4 separate regions of the Homo sapiens genome follow, and regions 1, 3 and 4 are each linked to region 2. A link is a contact called in ENCODE Hi-C or POLR2A ChIA-PET data. All regions are on one chromosome and are shown on one strand. The core of a region is the stretch at or near the end of the contact, and the rest is flanking DNA. Distances in the headings are between cores, read along the strand shown. Region 1 holds the start of PRC1 (protein regulator of cytokinesis 1). Region 2 holds the start of CHD2 (chromodomain helicase DNA binding protein 2). Region 3 holds the start of HDDC3 (HD domain containing 3). Region 4 overlaps MCTP2 (multiple C2 and transmembrane domain containing 2).

What was found. A loop is a pair of places that touch in the nucleus more often than their neighbours do. ChIA-PET counts read pairs that join two places held with the same protein, here RNA polymerase II (POLR2A). Pooled maps may share reads with other maps.
Region 1: a pooled map shows a loop between it and region 2 (7-fold over the local background). The contact joins the promoter of PRC1 here to the promoter of CHD2 in region 2. A Hi-C loop is called at or near these places in 5 of 37 single-sample maps with no recorded cell type and 11 of 50 pooled maps. POLR2A ChIA-PET finds 5 or more read pairs at or near these places in 1 of 52 experiments (GM12878).
Region 3: a loop to region 2 is called in a pooled map, with 7 times the contacts of the local background. The contact joins the promoter of HDDC3 here to the promoter of CHD2 in region 2. A Hi-C loop is called at or near these places in 8 of 37 single-sample maps with no recorded cell type and 16 of 50 pooled maps. POLR2A ChIA-PET finds 5 or more read pairs at or near these places in 3 of 52 experiments (HEK293T, activated B cell and naive thymus-derived CD8-positive, alpha-beta T cell).
Region 4: a loop to region 2 is called in a pooled map, with 3 times the contacts of the local background. The contact joins the enhancer-like site here to the promoter of CHD2 in region 2. A Hi-C loop is called at or near these places in 8 of 37 single-sample maps with no recorded cell type and 3 of 50 pooled maps. POLR2A ChIA-PET finds 5 or more read pairs at or near these places in 1 of 52 experiments (B cell).

Annotation. Positions count from the first base shown.
Region 1 is chr15:90,993,264-90,995,963 of GRCh38, reverse strand. PRC1 (protein regulator of cytokinesis 1) reads left to right here and starts at 1,429. Exons shown (of 15, transcript NM_003981.4): 1 at 1,429-1,557. The coding sequence starts at 1,547. LOC124903556 (a long non-coding RNA gene) reads right to left here and starts at 1,185. Exons shown (of 2, transcript XR_007064759.1): 1 at 1,029-1,185. RefSeq lists enhancers at 389-1,255, 1,256-2,123 and a silencer at 1,673-1,892.
Region 2 is chr15:92,899,074-92,901,934 of GRCh38, reverse strand. It overlaps CHD2 (chromodomain helicase DNA binding protein 2), which reads right to left and starts at 1,611. Exons shown (of 39, transcript NM_001271.4): 1 at 1,111-1,611; 2 at 636-768. The coding sequence starts at 697. RefSeq lists enhancers at 1,273-1,482, 1,523-1,592.
Region 3 is chr15:90,931,194-90,933,990 of GRCh38, reverse strand. HDDC3 (HD domain containing 3) reads left to right here and starts at 1,442. Exons shown (of 4, transcript NM_001286451.2): 1 at 1,442-1,562; 2 at 1,881-1,936; 3 at 2,047-2,287; 4 at 2,586-2,797. The coding sequence starts at 1,451. The coding sequence ends at 2,716. It also overlaps a transcript of UNC45A not described here. RefSeq lists enhancers at 1,245-1,294, 2,045-2,274.
Region 4 is chr15:94,286,520-94,289,219 of GRCh38, reverse strand. The region is part of intron 1 of MCTP2 (multiple C2 and transmembrane domain containing 2); the gene reads right to left. Among named protein-coding and RNA genes, the nearest start is that of MCTP2, 56 kb to the right of the region's middle. Within about 2 kb of position 1,284, at least 6 of the 41 ENCODE cell types and tissues checked have a DNase peak (open chromatin) inside an H3K27ac peak, as active enhancers do; they include B cell, where a contact is called at or near this core.

The sequences.
Region 1 (2,700 bases), core at 180-2,679, 1.9 Mb after region 2:
TGCGTGCCTGTAGTCCCAGCTACTCGGGAAGCTGAGGCACAAGAATTGCTTGAACCCAGGTAGCGGAGGTTGCAGTGAGCTGAGATTGGGCCACTGCACTACAGCCTGGGTGACAGAGCGAGACTCCGTCTCAATTAAAAAAAGTAAAAAGAACATTGAAAGCACTAATGAAGTTTTTCTGAAAATAAGAAAAATATGGTTCTGAAGGTGAAGCAAACAAGCATCCTTTACCTTTAGGGAAAAGGCATATGAAGAGGATTCACTTAAGTTACAGTTGGCCAATAAACACGAAAAATGTGCAATTTCAATTATAATCAAGTGCCAAACAAGGAAATGCCAGTATTATTATTTTACCTACAAAATGAGCAAAGATGTTTAGAAGTACAATAGAATTCAGCCCTGCTGAGGGTAACAAAAGGAGGGTACTTTTCCGGTGAGGCTTTGTGCAGAAGGCAAATTAATAAAGGGAGCATTCAGTAATTACACCTCTAGGAATCAGCCGTACGAAAATGCAGGATGCATTTATAAATACATACATACACAAAGATTTATGTATGAAGATATTCAGCCCAGCCTTATCTTTTAAATTATCATCTAAATATCAATAGCAGAATGGGCGAGATATCTACACACCAGGATTCATGCCACCATGCCACCATGAATCACTGGGAAAAAACGGTGATATATAAGCATTTAGGGATGTAACATGTTCATCGAGGAAAGGAGGCTACAAAAGTAATGTCTATTTTGAGTTTTAAATTTTTCATGTAACGATTTAGAAACTCATCTAATTTGATAACGTGACTTAGGCAAATCATTCAAATCTTTTTGCGTTTCCTCTGCAATGGCGATTGTGGAGGTTAAATGGGATAACTGGCGTTGAAACGTTCCAGGCCCATGAGCAGGACTCAATGTTCCTTCCCTTCCCCTTTAGTGTATGGCTTCTTACATCTGGGGAAGAGTCCCACCAAAGATCGATTCCAAGCTTCGCTTCTTGGATGAGCGAGGGAAACTAGGCGCTAACTTACCTATTCACCCCCGCGCCCGTTCCCGGCAGCCGGGACTCAGGGAAGCCAGGTAGCCGCGGTGCTCTCAACTCCCTCCCCGCCCGCGCACTTCGAATCCAAACTGCGCGGGGCGAGGCGGGGCGGCGCTCCGATGAGGTAGCTGGCTTGGGAGAGGAGTCCCTTGAGGCTGCCGCCAAGCCAGGGAAGCGGGAGGCGCAGGCCACGCCCGGCCACTCACAGACAGTGACGTCATCCCCCGCCGCCACTCCGGCGCTTCCCAGGCCCTGCTCGCGAGTCCCCACCCCGATTGCGCACCCGCGACTTCAGCCCGAGGGGCGGGGATTTTCTTGGAGCGACGGGACGCGACGCCAATCGCGACGAGGCTTCGCCCCGTGGCGCGGTTTGAAATTTTGCGGGGCTCAACGGCTCGCGGAGCGGCTACGCGGAGTGACATCGCCGGTGTTTGCGGGTGGTTGTTGCTCTCGGGGCCGTGTGGAGTAGGTCTGGACCTGGACTCACGGCTGCTTGGAGCGTCCGCCATGAGGAGAAGGTGCGGGTTGCGGGGAAATCGAGGGGACGCGGGAGGGAGCGACGCTCGTTTCGGCTGCGGGGCCTGTTCAGGGGTGCGGGACCCGTGCGGGGTCCCGGGCCTAGATCGTCACGGCAGTCGGCGCCGAGGGAGGCCGGGGGCGCTGAGGGGCAGGGTCTGGAGGCGGCGAGCCAGTGCGAGGGCCGCGGCGGTGAGACCTGACGCGCTGTCCGCCGGCGGCCGCAGGTGCCCGCAGGCTCAGACGCCCGGGTGGGAGCCGAGCGCCGGTGCCCGGACGCGGCAGGGTAGTCGAGGCCCGGGGCCCGGGGCGGCCTCCACCCAGGCGGTCAGCGCTGGCGCTCGGACCCCACCCTCCCCGCCCGCAGCGTCTCAGGTGCCGCTGCTTGGCGCAGATGACTCGTTGTAAACCTTCTGTGGTCGTGGCTTTTCTTTAAAGCTGTTAAGTTTATTTATCGTTGTTTTTCTTTGTTTTATTCTTTTTTTTTATTTTTGTGGAAACGCGGTCTATGTTGGCCAGGCTGGTCTCGAACTCCTGGCTTCAAGTAATCCTGCCACCTCGGCCTCCCAAAGTGTTGGGATTACAGGCGTGAGCCACCGTGCCCGGCCCGTTGTTTTTCTTTATATCTGGCCAGCGGTGTTAACGTTTTGTTTGAATTGGAAAGATAGCTTTGTTTCTTTGCAAGTTAAGAAACGGATTATGGAATTCTTTTCCGGTCGTTTTAATAACTTCCTAGGCGGTGTTGGGGAGGGACTGTCCGACTTGAAATCGGGACCAGACGGTGACACTGCCACTTACCAACCTTGTGACTTCCAAATATTAACTTTATTTTCTAAAAGTTGTGGATGCAGTTTTCTGATGATACAGCGTTAAATAATGTGTAGTTTTTGGTGGAACTGATTGTTCTAAGGCTTTGTAAGATTCTTCATTTCATGATCACTAATTCTGATCAGTCTTTTTAAAATGCTTGCCCTCAGAATAATGAGAATTGAGTGCCAACATGGTAAAACCTTGTCTTAACTAAAAATACAAAAATTATCTGGCCCTGGTGGCGCGCCTGTACCCCCAGCTTTTCAGGAGGCTGAGGCAGGAGAATCGCTTCAGCCTAGGAGGCAGAGGTTGCATGAGCCGACATCTCGACACTG
Region 2 (2,861 bases), core at 362-2,861:
CCATCAAGTAAAGGTTTTGATAAATCACATCAAAATTTCCTAAAATGTCAAGTGTATCAAAAGAAATATAAAGTCACATAAAAATATAAACTGAGAGGCATCAGTCAAAGGGTCCTTTAAGTGATTTTGTTTTTAAATGTACATTTTTTCATTCATATAACTTTCTGATATGTCTATTTACTATAATTTACTACTACAAGGCTTCTCTATGGCCCTCAGTTACAAGTTTAGATATCCTGGATTCTTCAAAGAAAAAATTTGCCTTGTATGTAAAATGGTGCAATGCAGCAATGGCTAAACCGACAAGGTCATTTTTCTGCAGTACAAAAACCTAAAAACTGAAATTTACTGACAGAAAAACTGTACATTACAGTAAAGGCCCCTTTGAATAAAGGTACCTTACCTTTTGACTGCTGTAAGAGGCCTTAAGTCACAACTCAACTTTCATAAATTGCTACCAAAAAATTAGGGTGTGGCATATTAGCAATCTCAAGGTCATGCTTTAAAAAACGAATCCAAATTAGAAAAACACAATAAAACAGACAGCAATCCATGTCTGTCAAGGTAAACAATTGTAAGCTGAGGTTTCTCCCCCAAAAAAAAAGACAAAAAGGAAGAAAGTTGATAGCTCATACCTCGATGCATTGCTGTGTAGCGAACTGTCCTCCTCTTGGCTTTTGTCCTTATTTCTCATCATCTTTTAATTCTTAAATATTAAGGGGGAGGGGGAATCTGTGTTTGCTTTGAAGTCCTGTGCCCAGGTATTTACTGTCAAAAGTTGAAAGAAAGGTAAGGTCCCGGCTTCTATCGATGCTTTTTATTATCAGGAACAAAGTCCTGACGATGTTAACGATATTGTTATAACACAACAACGGTAAGCACCAAAAAACTAAATATTTCTATTTTTTCCTTAAAAGAAAAAACAACAGGATAAACCGAACAGTGGAAGCATCACTATCAATAAGGAAACTTTCTCAAAGTAGCACACTAGATACAAATAACAATCTCTGTATCTTATTGCGTCATCCAAGAATTTCTCGTATTTACAGAAAACAAGGCAAACTTAAACAAATAAATCTTTAAAATTATCACCAATGATCGTGAACTTACCTGATCCATGTAGTATGTCCAAACCAAGAGTCCTATCTACTAGTAGAAAAATATCAGATCCCAAATAATTAAAAATAAAGGCAAAATCCTCCGTTAAAAAACGAAAAATAAATAAAATAACCCTCAAATATGTTAACTGGTCAAAAAAATAAAGCAATAATTAATACTAAAACAGGTCCGAAAGAAAAAAAACCTCATTAGGAGAGCGCACAAAAATGGAGGTGCGCCATGGCTTCTAAGCTGGAAAAAACAACGACCTGGGCTCTCAGTACGGCTGCTTCTTTCCAACAAGGCACGAAAAGAAAGCTCCTAAAAGCTGCTTTTCTCCCAAAAAAAGGTTCGAATCGACCCCAGTAAGTCCCTAGGAAAGGCAGGGGGCTACGGGGGCCCCCTGAGGCTGCCCGAAAGTTAGGGAAAGTTGCGTAAAGTGAGGCAAAGGCAGGGAGCAGAGCGCGCTCTCTCTAAGGCACAGCCGCCATCTAGAGCCTCCTTCCCAGCTCTGAGAGCTCTGCCTTTGATTGACACTCTCTACATTTACCCCACAACTCAGGTGATGTACCATAGACCCACCCCTTCATCTCCACCAAAAAAAAAAAAAGGAGAGAGAGAGAGAGAGACAGATCCTCCATCCCAGGGAGCCTAAGGACCCCCACCCCCACACCTCCCTGCCCCTCCAGACCACCCCAACAGGGGGAGGGGGGAGGGCTTCTTAACCCCCTCTGGCTCAAGCACCCTTTTTAAGCCAGAGAGAAATGTAATTTGTTCCTTTTGTCTAAAGATCTGCTAAATATTTCAGTCCTTGAGCTAAAATAACTTCCTCCCTGGACAGGAAGTGGTGTTTTATCAAGCCATTTTGAAAAAGGGATAATTCTTAGAGAATCTAAAGCTCAGCTAAGTACTAATCTTTTTAAAAATTAATCCCCCAATGGGTGAAATGATTGCTAAATAAAAGTAAAACCTTAATTTCATAATATAAATTCAAGTTTTTCCTTCTTTATGATGCCTAAAAATAATCTAAAGACAAAATTTAAGGGGGAATTTTCCATCTCCACTGGAAGAAAGGGGTAACTTTTACAACTCAAGAGCGCCTCCCTAGTGTTCAAGTTGCACTGGAGCAAAAGTTAATGCAACCAATTTTTATTCAAGAATATCCATTTTTCTTTGTTCTTTCACAAAATTCTTTAACCCATTATATAACCTTGAAAATATTACACTCCTCCCCCCAAAGAAACTTCTCATAATCACAATATATTTACTTCCCATACTGATTCAGGCAAAAATTCAAGAGTATGGTCCAAACACGATCACCTTTAAATCAGTAACCCAAGAAACTCCACGTCCAAATCCAACAGAAAACACATATCCCAACACTTCCCTTATATTTCAAATCAAGTAAGTATACACCCATTTCAACAATGTTATTAACAATAGGACATACGTGATTGCAAATTATCAAAGTAATGTCACAAAGCAAATTCTCCTAAATATCAAAACCATGAGATCCACAGAAACAAATTACTAATTCCAGAAACAATATCCTACCAAGCACTCCATTCAGACAAGCATATTCACACACCCAAAAAAATCCAATCAACTTTCCTTATTCAACATAATCTGCCAGAACCATGTCTCTCCCTCACTGAAGAAATCCACTTTAGATTTACACCAAACAAAATCAACAATGTCCAATCTAGGTAAAATCCATAATCCAAACTGTTTCAATTCCATACTCTACACACAAAGATAAATTT
Region 3 (2,797 bases), core at 193-2,692, 2.0 Mb after region 2:
TTTCTAGGCCGTGACTGCAGACAATAAGGAAATAAAAGTCAAAGCCCCAAGGCCCTTGGGCACCATTAATACGAGCCTGAAGCTTCTCTATCACAGGCTTTTAGAGAGAGATGACAGGGACTGGGTTTCTGTCTCCTGTTGGAAAACGTGGGGCCTGCATTGCCAAACTGCTGAAGGAGAGAAGGCTCAAAGGACTAGAGGACAGAATGAGGGATGAGAGAGCAGCTGAGCCATTAGTATGAAGAACAAACAAGCATTTACAGCCAAATATGTTTCTACCCATTCTCCAACTTCCAGGCTGCCATGGAAGCTCTGGGAATTCTGACCCTCCTATTTCAGGTCCCAGAGACCTCAGTTCCAGCATGTGGGGCTTCCCTCCCTAACCTCTGCTACGTGGCAACCACCAAGACTAGCTGAAAACCAAGGGTGACTCCTTTCATTAGCCTTTCCCCTGAGCCTTATCTGCCCCAGCTACCAGCCAGAACACAAAAGCTACATGTCTGATTAGAGTATACTTAGCTAATAGGGAACCCCCTCTCACAGAGAAGTTCTATGGGGATCACCAGGTCTCTCTTACCCCTCAGCTGCCCCTAAGGCAGGGAATTTCTCCAGAAGGCCACCAGCCAGCAGAATTAAGTGTTATTCCAGTGCCTACCCAGGCCTGACAACATCATGCTCCCAGGACAGCAGTGACAACACTCATCACCCCAGGGGCCCACAGAAGATGCCTAGAGACTGAAATAGGAGCTCTCATAGCATAAGAAGACAAGGCAAATTTCATCTGCAACACTGAGGACAAACAAAGGCAGTTCCTGCAGAAACGTCACAGCTACCTGGGAGCCTAAGTCTGAAGCAATTAGGCAGGGCTCCCAGGGAAGGCTCTGATTTTTCAGGTCAGGCCCTAGGGTCTCCTGGAGGGTCCAAAGGTAGACTCCCCTGCCCACAGAACCTGGCCCATCCCTACAGGGAGAACTATTTTTAGAACACTTGGAGAATTTTCAGAGCTTTTACAGGTTGAAGATGGTTCTTGGGGGGAGCTTCTGGGAGAAGCTGTCTCTGACTCTGAGGGTGTGGGGATTGTTCTTTCTTCCCGCTCCCATAGTCCCCTGAGCCTTGGCCACCCTGGATTCAGAGCACTGTGAGGCCACTGCCTTATTTCTTGTCTGTCTTCCTCTTTTCCACAGACTGTGGGCTCCCAAAGAGCCAGGCTTATGTTCTTCTTGCACCCCCAACAGAGCACACTGAGCTGGGGGCTGCGATGCTGAAGGCAGCTGTCCACATCACTTGCTCTCTGCGCGGGCCGGTCAGCTCCAGAGGAATTCATCTGGGGCAGGCCCAACTCGGCCCGCTGAATTAGCCTCCACGATCCCCGGGCCTCCCCGGCGCCAGGGGGCGCTGTAAACGTTCCGTCCCTGCCCCTGCGGCCGCAGTCGTCGGCCCCATCCGCGCGATGGGCTCTGAGGCGGCGCAGCTGCTGGAGGCTGCCGACTTCGCGGCTCGCAAGCACCGGCAGCAGCGGCGGAAGGACCCCGAGGGGACCCCCTACATCAACCACCCCATCGGTGGGCGCGTCGGCCGCGGAGCGCCGGCTGCGGCACCTGGGTGGTGGGGACTGGGAAGGAAACGTGGGGGGCGTGCACCTCATTGAGCACCTGTTTTGTCCCAAGCTTAGTGCGATATACCGTTTAAGCCTCATAACAATTGGAACGGTAGGCATGATCGTTCCCTTTGTCGGTTGGCTCCCAGAGGGTAAGGTACTTGACCAAGGTCACCCAGCTAGTCAGAGTCCACAAGGGGCCACATCTGGCTCTCCAAAACCCACAACACACCGCCTTGGGACTACCTCCGACCTGACTTCCTGCTTTGCCCCTCCCCGTCAGGTGTGGCACGGATCCTGACCCACGAGGCGGGAATCACTGACATTGTGGTGTTACAGGTAACTTTCCCCCTTCTCTGCCAGGAGCCTGGGATGGGGATTAGGGGCCCCATTCAGCAATGGGCAACCCTTGGCTGACATCTCAGGGCTGAGTGGGAACTTGTCCCCAGGCGGCCCTGCTCCATGACACGGTGGAGGACACAGACACCACCCTGGATGAGGTGGAGCTACACTTTGGGGCACAAGTGCGGCGCCTGGTGGAGGAGGTAACAGATGACAAGACTCTGCCCAAGCTGGAGAGAAAGAGGCTGCAGGTGGAGCAAGCGCCCCACAGTAGCCCCGGGGCCAAACTGGTGAAGCTGGCAGACAAGCTGTACAATCTGAGGGACCTGAATCGCTGCACCCCAGAGGGTACGCTTTCGTATGGGCTGTAAGGGAAAAGGGAGGGGGATGCCGCCTTCTGAAGACACATGTTGGTCAGTTCCCCTGAAAAACCCTGGGCATTCTTAATTCCCAAATTAATCCTACTGGACCACTCTTTGATCTTCTTTCATACAGTAAAAATACAATAGCTGGGCCAAGGGGAAGTTTTCAGGACAGCTCATTCCATCAGGAACTCATGGCCTTGAACCAAGCTTGCCAGGAAGTGGGGAAAAGGCAGTGCTTTCCTTGACATCACGCTAGCAAGTTTCTGTCGACTCTTATGCAGGATGGTCAGAACATCGAGTCCAGGAATACTTCGAGTGGGCAGCGCAGGTGGTGAAGGGGCTTCAGGGAACAAACCGGCAACTGGAAGAGGCTCTAAAGCATCTGTTCAAGCAGCGGGGGCTGACAATCTGATCAGTGCTTGAAGCTATCCAGAGGCACAACTCCAGCCTCGTTCAGGCCGGACAGGATTCATACGCCATCTTTTCTGTGTCT
Region 4 (2,700 bases), core at 35-2,534, 1.4 Mb before region 2:
ATTTTTTTAAGTTTTTAGCAGTTTATGATGTGCCTGGGTGTGTGTTTATTTGGATTCATCCTATTTGGGGTTAGCTTAGCTTCTTGAATCTATCAATGTTTCAGCCATCATTTCTTTGAATACTTGTTGAGGCTTACTCACTTTCTCCTTTCCTTCTGGCACTCCAGTGATACAAATATTAGCCTTTTGTGATTGTTCTATAATCCCGGAGACTCTATTATTTTTCAATCTTCTTCTTTCTTCAGATTGGATAACCTTTATTGATTTATCTTCAGTTTTACTGACTCTTTCCTCTGTCATCCCCAGTCTGCTATTGAATCCATATAGTGAGGTTTGTTTTTTATGGGTGGAGAATGGGTGGGGCAGGCAGCTATTGTATTTTTCAGTTCTGGTTTCCATTGGTGCCACTTCACATCTTTCCTCGCTTATAGTTTCTATCTTTTATTTCAAGACTCATGATTATTCATTTGAGCATTCTACAATAGCTCCTTTAAAGTCATATTTTCATTTTCATCTGTTAATTGCCTTTTCCCATGTGAGTTAACATTTTTACATTTCTTCATAAACCAATATAAATTATACCTTGGACATTTTGAATGTTATAAAACTCTCTGCTTTATTTAAGTCTACAAAGATGCTGATATCATTGTTTTAGGAAGCACTTGATCTGGTTAGCTTCTAGCCATAAATTGCAGCCCACCTTCTGTTGGCTATGGTTCCAATTATCAGTTTAGTTTTCAATAGCTATGCAGGTTCATTTAGATATGCCCTGCTTGTATAGGACGTAAGGTCAGTCTGGGACTTGAGTGGAGTTCCACCCATTAACTCCATTCTCAAAGTCATTGGTACGCTAATAAGGATCAGATCCATGTATGTTCAGGCTATGGATGAGTCCATGAGTCCACAATGTATTTGATCATTTCCCAAGCCCTTCCTTCTCAGCTGTCTCCTGTGATACTTTCTGGCATCCTAGAACTCACCCTTTTTCATTCAACAATCGGGAACAACCTACATCTATGATCATACCAGGGTTGTGGGGAAGACACAGAGAGATTTAAAAAACAAAACAAATTAAAAAACCCAATTGGCACCACTAAGAGCTACCAAATAGCTCTATTTTACCGAATAGAAAGCATATGCCCCTCCCTAACCCATTATTTTTGCTTCTGCAGTTTCCTACCACCAGCTGCTTTTGCTGCCACTGCCTCCACCACAAGACTGTTGGGGAGCCGGGGCATGACAAAAGTGAGATAAAGGAGGCACACAAGGTAGGGGATTTCCCCCTCCCTCTTAGCTTCAGGACTTCCCTTTTCTCCTTGGGCCACAGCTAGAGGTCATCTCTTTCTCTTTCCTTCTGAGATCCACTGCTAACATCTGGATCTGGGACTGCATTAAATTCACGCTGGATAATTGGTCCAGTTTTGTCATGACCCAGCTCCAGGGGATCTATGGATAGAGACAGTCAGCAGTTGGCACTGGGAAACTGCAGGAGCCAATCTGATGAATGAGGAGAATGGCTTTCCTGTTTGTCGAAGCTGTAGCTTTACTTTTCTGAGACTTCAACTAGCTTTACCATATATTTCATATTTGTGTTCAGTGGAAGAGAAACGTTGAAGTGTTTTTATTCTAACTTATTCAGAACCGGAACTCATTTAAGTTTTGCAAAGCACGCTGACCATAGTTTCTCCAAGTATGTGAGTAGTACACAACCACGTGCAGAAAATTATAAACATATAAACACAAAAAGATATGCCCAGAGAAAATAAGGATCCTTAAGGTGTATAAAGCTAATACACCCCTGGACTCTTTTGTACCTGAAAATGTCACTTCTCCAATAAACAGCGTATTTCCCAGAACAATATATTTTCCAGAATAAGCAACAACAGCATAAAATACAGAATAAAACAACAAAATAAACAACCATGTATAAAGAATTACAAACATATAAACATAAAAAGATGTGTCCAGAAAAAAAAAAAGTGCTCTTAAAGTACGTAATGTACGCTTGGTCTCTTTTGTGCCTGAAAATGTTACTTCTCCAATGAACAATGTATTTTCCAGACAAAGCAAAACTTAAAGAAATAATAAATCTAAGAGTCAGGTTTGGAAAGGCTGCTGAGACAAATTCAACTATCTGAATATTATATTGTTTGCTTCCTCTCGAAGGATATTTAAAAATAAACATATTTGTTCCATTTTCTACCATGACTCAAGTTCATAGGTTATTGTCATAAACACTCAAAAGGCTATAAGCTAAAATGTGACCCTTGAAGAGCAGGATCTCTTCACAAAACATGATACCTATGCTACCCTACCTGGTAATCTTCAGCTTTCATTTATTGAACAAAAATATGCATTTTCCCTCTCCAAACCACTAACGGCAGAGCAAGGTCTTTACAGGAAATGGCCCCAAGCCGAGGAGCCTAATGGAAGCTTCATTTATTATGGTTTTAAGCCAGACATCCTCCCCAGCTGGCCTCTAGCAACTGGCCAAGCAGAAAAAGAAAACAAACCTTTTTAATACCAGCCCCCAAATCTCTGATTGAGCTCATACTGCAATGTTACCTGAATAAGAACCGCAAGGTAGGAAAGAGGTTCTCAGAATGGAACAGCATAATTTTACAGAGCATTTTAGAGCTATTCAGTAACACTGACTCGGATTGTTTCTCAAACTTCTTTTTTAATATAAATGGGACAAAA